2 separate regions of the Homo sapiens genome follow, and region 2 is linked to region 1. A link is a contact called in ENCODE Hi-C data. All regions are on one chromosome and are shown on one strand. Each heading gives the region's core, a stretch centred on a gene start or an enhancer-like site at or near the end of the contact. The rest is flanking DNA. Distances are from core to core; before and after follow the strand shown.

Region 1 (3,053 bases), core at 27-2,526:
TCACGCCTTCAACTCTCTCGTGTACATACCCTCCCCCCCACTTGCACACTGAGTCTCTGTTCCCTCACACACCCTGTTCTCTCCGCTCCCCGCCCACCTGCGGAATGGTGCGACTGGGAGCCCTCTGCTTCCTGTAGGCCTGACATTTCCCAGAACACACTCAGCCAAGATTCCCAGTGCTGAGTCAGGAACCTTGGCATCCCAGAAAACCACCTCCCATCCTATCTTTCTTTCTCTGTGTGTGTGTGTGTGTGTGTGTGTGCGCGCGCGCGTTGGAAAGCCTGCTCTCCCCACAACAGGCTGACTCACCCACTTCTCACAGTCTGGAATAGAGGCATCTGGTTGGGGCATCTTTCCCACCACTGGGAGAGGGAGGGATGCCGATGCTTCCCCCACAGAACCCCGCTGCCCCAACCCCTCTTGTCGGGAATCAGGCCTCTTTGTCTCTATTCCCGTACTGTGTGACCTCAGAAAAGCCCTCATCCCTCTCTGGACTTCTCCTTCCCAACCTGTATGAGGTACTAGGTGGGCTCCTGCCTTCGATTTCTCTCATTGGTCTGTGAAAAGGTGACTCATTTTAGAGCCTTGGACCTGTGCCCAATGTCTCCCCCAGTTGACTCAATTTCAAGACAAACCACCTCCTCTCCCCCTTCAGAGGTGAACGGCTGACTCAGGAGCTGGGTGGCAGCTCAGCCTTGGGGGCAAAATATATCAAAATCACCTAGGACAATAAATAATCCTACTGGGCTACAACTGACAGTGCCAGGCCCGGGGCCACATGCTTCACATACATGAGATCATGTCAGATAGCCCCGTAGCTGCAAGCAAAGGGTAGAGGCCGGCAGATCTCTGAGCCTCTGTTCTCACGTGTAAAATGGAGCCCTGGCATCCCTATTGTTCAGCCTTGGAGAATGAACTGAAATCGTGTCAGGGTCTGATACAGAACAAGTACTCTATACATGACAGAGATTTCTTACGGAAAATCCAATGGAGCGTAAGTCATTTGCTCAGGGTAGCGGAGCTGGGAACTGGCAGAGGAAGGTCTCGAACCCACACCCGTGGGAACTCCAAGTCTTTGAAAGTCCGTCCCGCCCCTGCGTGAAGAATGGGCGCGCGGCTGGACTCGTCACCGGGGGTTTTAGGGAAGGTTGAACTTGTCATTCAACCGTGTAGGGAGGGTGGTTTAGTCACAGGGGTGGAGGGAGGGGGCCCACTGGCGCGCCACCAGGACCCCGGTGCCCTAGATGCATACCTGGCCGCGCTTCGGATGCTCAGAGGCAAACCCCCTCCCCTTGGGAGGCGGAGTCGGACAAGGCTCCGTCTCGTTCCGTTCCGTCACGTCCGGTGGGGCGGGGCTTCGGGGCTTTCCCCTTTGAGGGGAGTATCGGTTAACCCTTGCGCGGCGGGGCGGGCTGGAGCTCCGCGGGCCGGAACCCGGGAGTCGGGGCTCCCCAGCCACACCCCTCGCGGGATTTAAAGGGATAGGAGGGGCCGGGTCGGCCGAAGCCCGAACCGAAGGAGCGGGCATGAGGCGCTGCCCGTGCCGTGGGAGCCTGAACGAGGCGGAGGCCGGGGCGCTGCCCGCGGCGGCCCGCATGGGACTGGAGGCGCCGCGAGGAGGGCGGCGGCGGCAGCCGGGACAGCAGCGACCTGGGCCCGGCGCAGGGGCCCCGGCGGGGCGGCCGGAGGGGGGCGGGCCCTGGGCCCGGACAGAGGGGTCCAGCCTCCACAGCGAGCCTGAGAGGGCCGGCCTCGGGCCTGCGCCGGGGACAGAGAGTCCGCAGGCAGAATTCTGGACAGACGGACAGACTGAGCCCGCGGCAGCTGGCCTTGGAGTAGAGACCGAGAGGCCCAAGCAAAAGACGGAGCCAGACAGGTCCAGCCTCCGGACGCATCTAGAATGGAGCTGGTCAGAGCTGGAGACGACTTGTCTTTGGACGGAGACCGGGACAGATGGCCTTTGGACTGATCCGCACAGGTCCGACCTCCAGTTTCAGCCCGAGGAGGCCAGCCCCTGGACACAGCCAGGGGTTCATGGGCCCTGGACAGAGCTGGAAACGCATGGGTCACAGACTCAGCCAGAGAGGGTCAAGTCCTGGGCTGATAACCTCTGGACCCACCAGAACAGTTCCAGCCTCCAGACTCACCCAGAAGGAGCCTGTCCCTCAAAAGAGCCAAGTGCTGATGGCTCCTGGAAAGAATTGTATACTGATGGCTCCAGGACACAACAGGATATTGAAGGTCCCTGGACAGAGCCATATACTGATGGCTCCCAGAAAAAACAGGATACTGAAGCAGCCAGGAAACAGCCTGGCACTGGTGGTTTCCAAATACAACAGGATACTGATGGCTCCTGGACACAACCTAGCACTGACGGTTCCCAGACAGCACCTGGGACAGACTGCCTCTTGGGAGAGCCTGAGGATGGCCCATTAGAGGAACCAGAGCCTGGAGAATTGCTGACTCACCTGTACTCTCACCTGAAGTGTAGCCCCCTGTGCCCTGTGCCCCGCCTCATCATTACCCCTGAGACCCCTGAGCCTGAGGCCCAGCCAGTGGGACCCCCCTCCCGGGTTGAGGGGGGCAGCGGCGGCTTCTCCTCTGCCTCTTCTTTCGACGAGTCTGAGGATGACGTGGTGGCCGGGGGCGGAGGTGCCAGCGATCCCGAGGACAGGTCTGGGGTGAGTGGGACCCATCCTGCCCTTGAGCCACATCACGCAAAACTCCTTATTCCTCCGCCTTTGCTTAGGAAGTTCTCTACCCATTTACTGTTAGTTGCCCACCAGCAATTTCATCTCCGGGAACCTCTTCCATCCACTGACCTCCTCCCTCTGACAGCCAGGTTACTAATTCACTCCAGGCACCCCTTCTTAATTCTCTCCTTTCCCCTTCCTGCACTGTCTCCACTCCTGGGGGTCTACAATGGAGGGCCACTGACCGACTTTATGGGGCCCAGGAACCCCTGAAATTGTAGGACTAAGGAGCCTGCCGTGCGTGTTCACATACATTGTTGCAGCGACGGTCTGACATCTGTCTAATCCTCTGGAATCTGA
Region 2 (2,845 bases), core at 343-2,842, 4.2 Mb after region 1:
TCCTAGAGCGAGAGCTACTGTTACAGGGCTGAGACCTAGAGGAAAGTGGAGGAAACCGATAATAAAATGATAATTATATATTCAGAATATCCCAATGCAAAGCTTACTCTTTTTCCAGGTAATATATAAGGTTCATAATCACAGCGCTCCAAATATTGACCACTTAAGCATGAGGCCCAGGGCCTGATGTTTTCCATTCGCCATCTAACTACGTCTTCCCAATAACACAGCGGGGCAAAACGGGAAGACGAAGAACGAGTACGATTATATCCCTGGTTTATAAAAGGGGAGAAACTGAGGCTCAAACATAGATGTCACTTGTCACCAGCCTGGCCAACACGGTGAAACTCCGTCTCTACTTACAAAAAAAAAAAAAAAATGGGAGGCTGACGCAGGAGAATTGCTTGAATCCGGGAGGCAGAGGTTGCAGTGAGCCGAGATCGCGCCACTGCACTCCAGCCTGGGTGACAGAGCGAGACTCCGTCTCAAAAAAAAAAAAAAAATTAGCCAGGAGTGGTGGCGTGCTCCTGTAATCCCAGCTACTCGGGAGGCCGAGGATGCAGTGAGCCGAGGTTGCAGTGAGCCGAGATCGCGCCATTGCACTCCAGCCTGGGGGAGAGTGAGGCTCCGTCTAAAAAAGAAAAAAAAAGAGAGAGAGAGACGTCACTTGTCCAGGATATCTTATCCAGTCAGTAGCACCACAAGGGTTAGAACCCTGGCCAGACATCCACCCAATTTCACGGGTGAACAGTTAACAGCCTCTGAGAGTCTTGTCCTCTCTGGGCCTCCGTAACACCCTCTCCAAACTAAGGGTCTCTCAGCAGATGGCCGGGTTTAGAGCTGTACGAAGACACACAGCTAATGAAAAATTGTGGAATTCTCAGAGCCCGTGAAGCCTAGCCCACGGATGCGAGGTTTGGACCACTGAGGGAACGCGCATGCGTGCTAGGCAGGGCAGTCCGAAGGCTTGGGGGTGTATCATAGGGTCTCATCGGAGGTTTGTTGGCCGTAAGACCCCTGGAATTGGAACTCTAAAAACACAGAAAGGATATGAGCTCAGGAGACTTGAACGAAAGAGTTGTCTTAGGAAGAGGGGTCAGAAGACAAGGGTGCTGGGCAAAAGGCTAGTTCTTCGAATCAGAATACGGTGGCCAGAAAGGTTCCTCTGACGAAAGAGGGGCGTGGTTCGAAGCCGTACAGTGGCCGGTAAAGCTCAAGAAACATGGAACGAAAAGGACGCGAAGAATCGGCAGGGAGAAGCGGACAGGATGTCCCGAAAGGCTCATATAACCGAAAAGGCGGGTTAATGTGAAGGGACGGAAGGGACAGAACTTGCGGGAGGCACATGCTGGCCGAGAAAGTCCTGGAGTTCGGAGCATACAGTGTTTTTATTAGGTGGAAACAAACGGGCTGGGAGAAAGACGAGTACGGTGGCCAGGTTGGTCCTTCCATAGCCGGAAGTGGCCTTCCTGAGAGGCGTGGCTGCGGCACTCTTGCCGGATAGGGTGGCCCGGCGGGGCTAGGAAAGCGTGAAATCTCGCGCGATTGCGCTGCGAAGTCGGGGACGGGGCGGGGCTGGCGGCGGGGGCGGGGACCCGGAGCGGGAAGATGGCGGCGGCGCAGGAGGCGGACGGGGCCCGCAGCGCCGTGGTGGCGGCCGGGGGAGGCAGCTCCGGTCAGGTACGGAGGCCGAGAGGGGACTGAGGGGGTTCTTCCCCAGCCGGGGGGCCTCCCACGGGGCGTGTCCTACCTCTTGTCACGGAATCCCGTGCACTGGGGGCTCCTTGGCCAGAGGGACCTTGAATACCCGGCCCAGGCAGGGCCGGACCGCCCGGGAGGCCGGACGGTGCCGGGAACAGGGCCCTGTTGCGGGTCGGTTCCCCTGCACGCTCGAGCCGGGCGGCCACCAGGCTCATTGCTCGATCCGGGGAGACAGTGGCTCGGAGGGGCGCAGGCTTGTACCTTGGCGCGCTGGGTTCTCAACTCCGCGATTCCATGCTCTGAGGCCGTTCCTAGAGTGGTCTGGCGTTCAGGTCTCGTTGTAGTGTTTGAGGTGTGCGCAGTGATTAATTGGGAGTTTTCTAGCTGTGGGGAAGTCAGTATTAGCAGGGCACGGCCGACAGACCCATTTTACAGACGGGAATTCAAGGAACAGTGAGACTAAGGCGCTTCTAGAAGGTCATCCTGGTTAGGTTTGTAACTTTATGTAGAAGTTACAAGACACTGCTGACACAGGGACTGGTATGGTTGTGGTTTTAATGTAAAATAGTTCTATGGGTTAATTAGTCCTGGTGCGGATGACTTCTGCCCCACTGCTGTCTTAACACACTGCAGAGCATACCATTTCAGGCAGCTACCGTTCAGGCATTTGGGGAATAGATGGAGAGACATGAAGGTGCTGTCGACCCACCCACTGGGATGTCACTGACATGTGGGAGGCAGCTCAGGGGAAAGGAGTGCGGGTTGAGAGGGGAGAATGAAGCTGACTCTCTGTGTGACCTTGGGCAAGTTCCTTTCCCTCTTTAGGCCTTTATCTCTCCCGTGTTAAATGCAGAGGTTGGACAGGAGGGCCAGCCATATCCCTGCTGTCAGGGGACGAAGAGAGGAGACTGACATGTAAACAGTTGTAATCCTGAATGATTAGGTTGGTGACAAAAGTCTGTGTCAGGGACTGGGGGAGCCCAGAGAAAGAGCAAGTGGTATCACTTGGGTAGGACACATGGATGAAATTTGTGTGATAGAGCCCACTGTATCTGCTCTGAATCTTTTCAGCATTCTCAGCCAGGGCCTGGCTTCAGGGACAGCTTAGGAAATGTTTGTTGAGTTAGTGCTGGAATGAAGGCTC

Evidence for each region. Hi-C counts contacts between places; a loop is a spot of excess contacts on that map. Pooled maps may share reads with other maps.
Region 2: a loop to region 1 is called in a pooled map of psoas muscle, with 5 times the contacts of the local background. The contact joins the promoter of CLPTM1 here to the promoter of COQ8B in region 1. A Hi-C loop is called at or near these places in 2 of 50 pooled maps.

What each region holds. Positions count from the first base shown.
Region 1 is chr19:40,715,610-40,718,662 of GRCh38, forward strand. It overlaps COQ8B (coenzyme Q8B), which reads right to left and starts at 1,277. Exons shown (of 15, transcript NM_024876.4): 1 at 978-1,277. ITPKC (inositol-trisphosphate 3-kinase C) reads left to right here and starts at 1,503. Exons shown (of 7, transcript NM_025194.3): 1 at 1,503-2,681. The coding sequence starts at 1,527. RefSeq lists silencers at 24-73, 1,394-1,753 and an enhancer at 744-823.
Region 2 is chr19:44,953,788-44,956,632 of GRCh38, forward strand. CLPTM1 (CLPTM1 regulator of GABA type A receptor forward trafficking) reads left to right here and starts at 1,593. Exons shown (of 14, transcript NM_001294.4): 1 at 1,593-1,680. The coding sequence starts at 1,609. RefSeq lists a silencer at 1,516-1,845.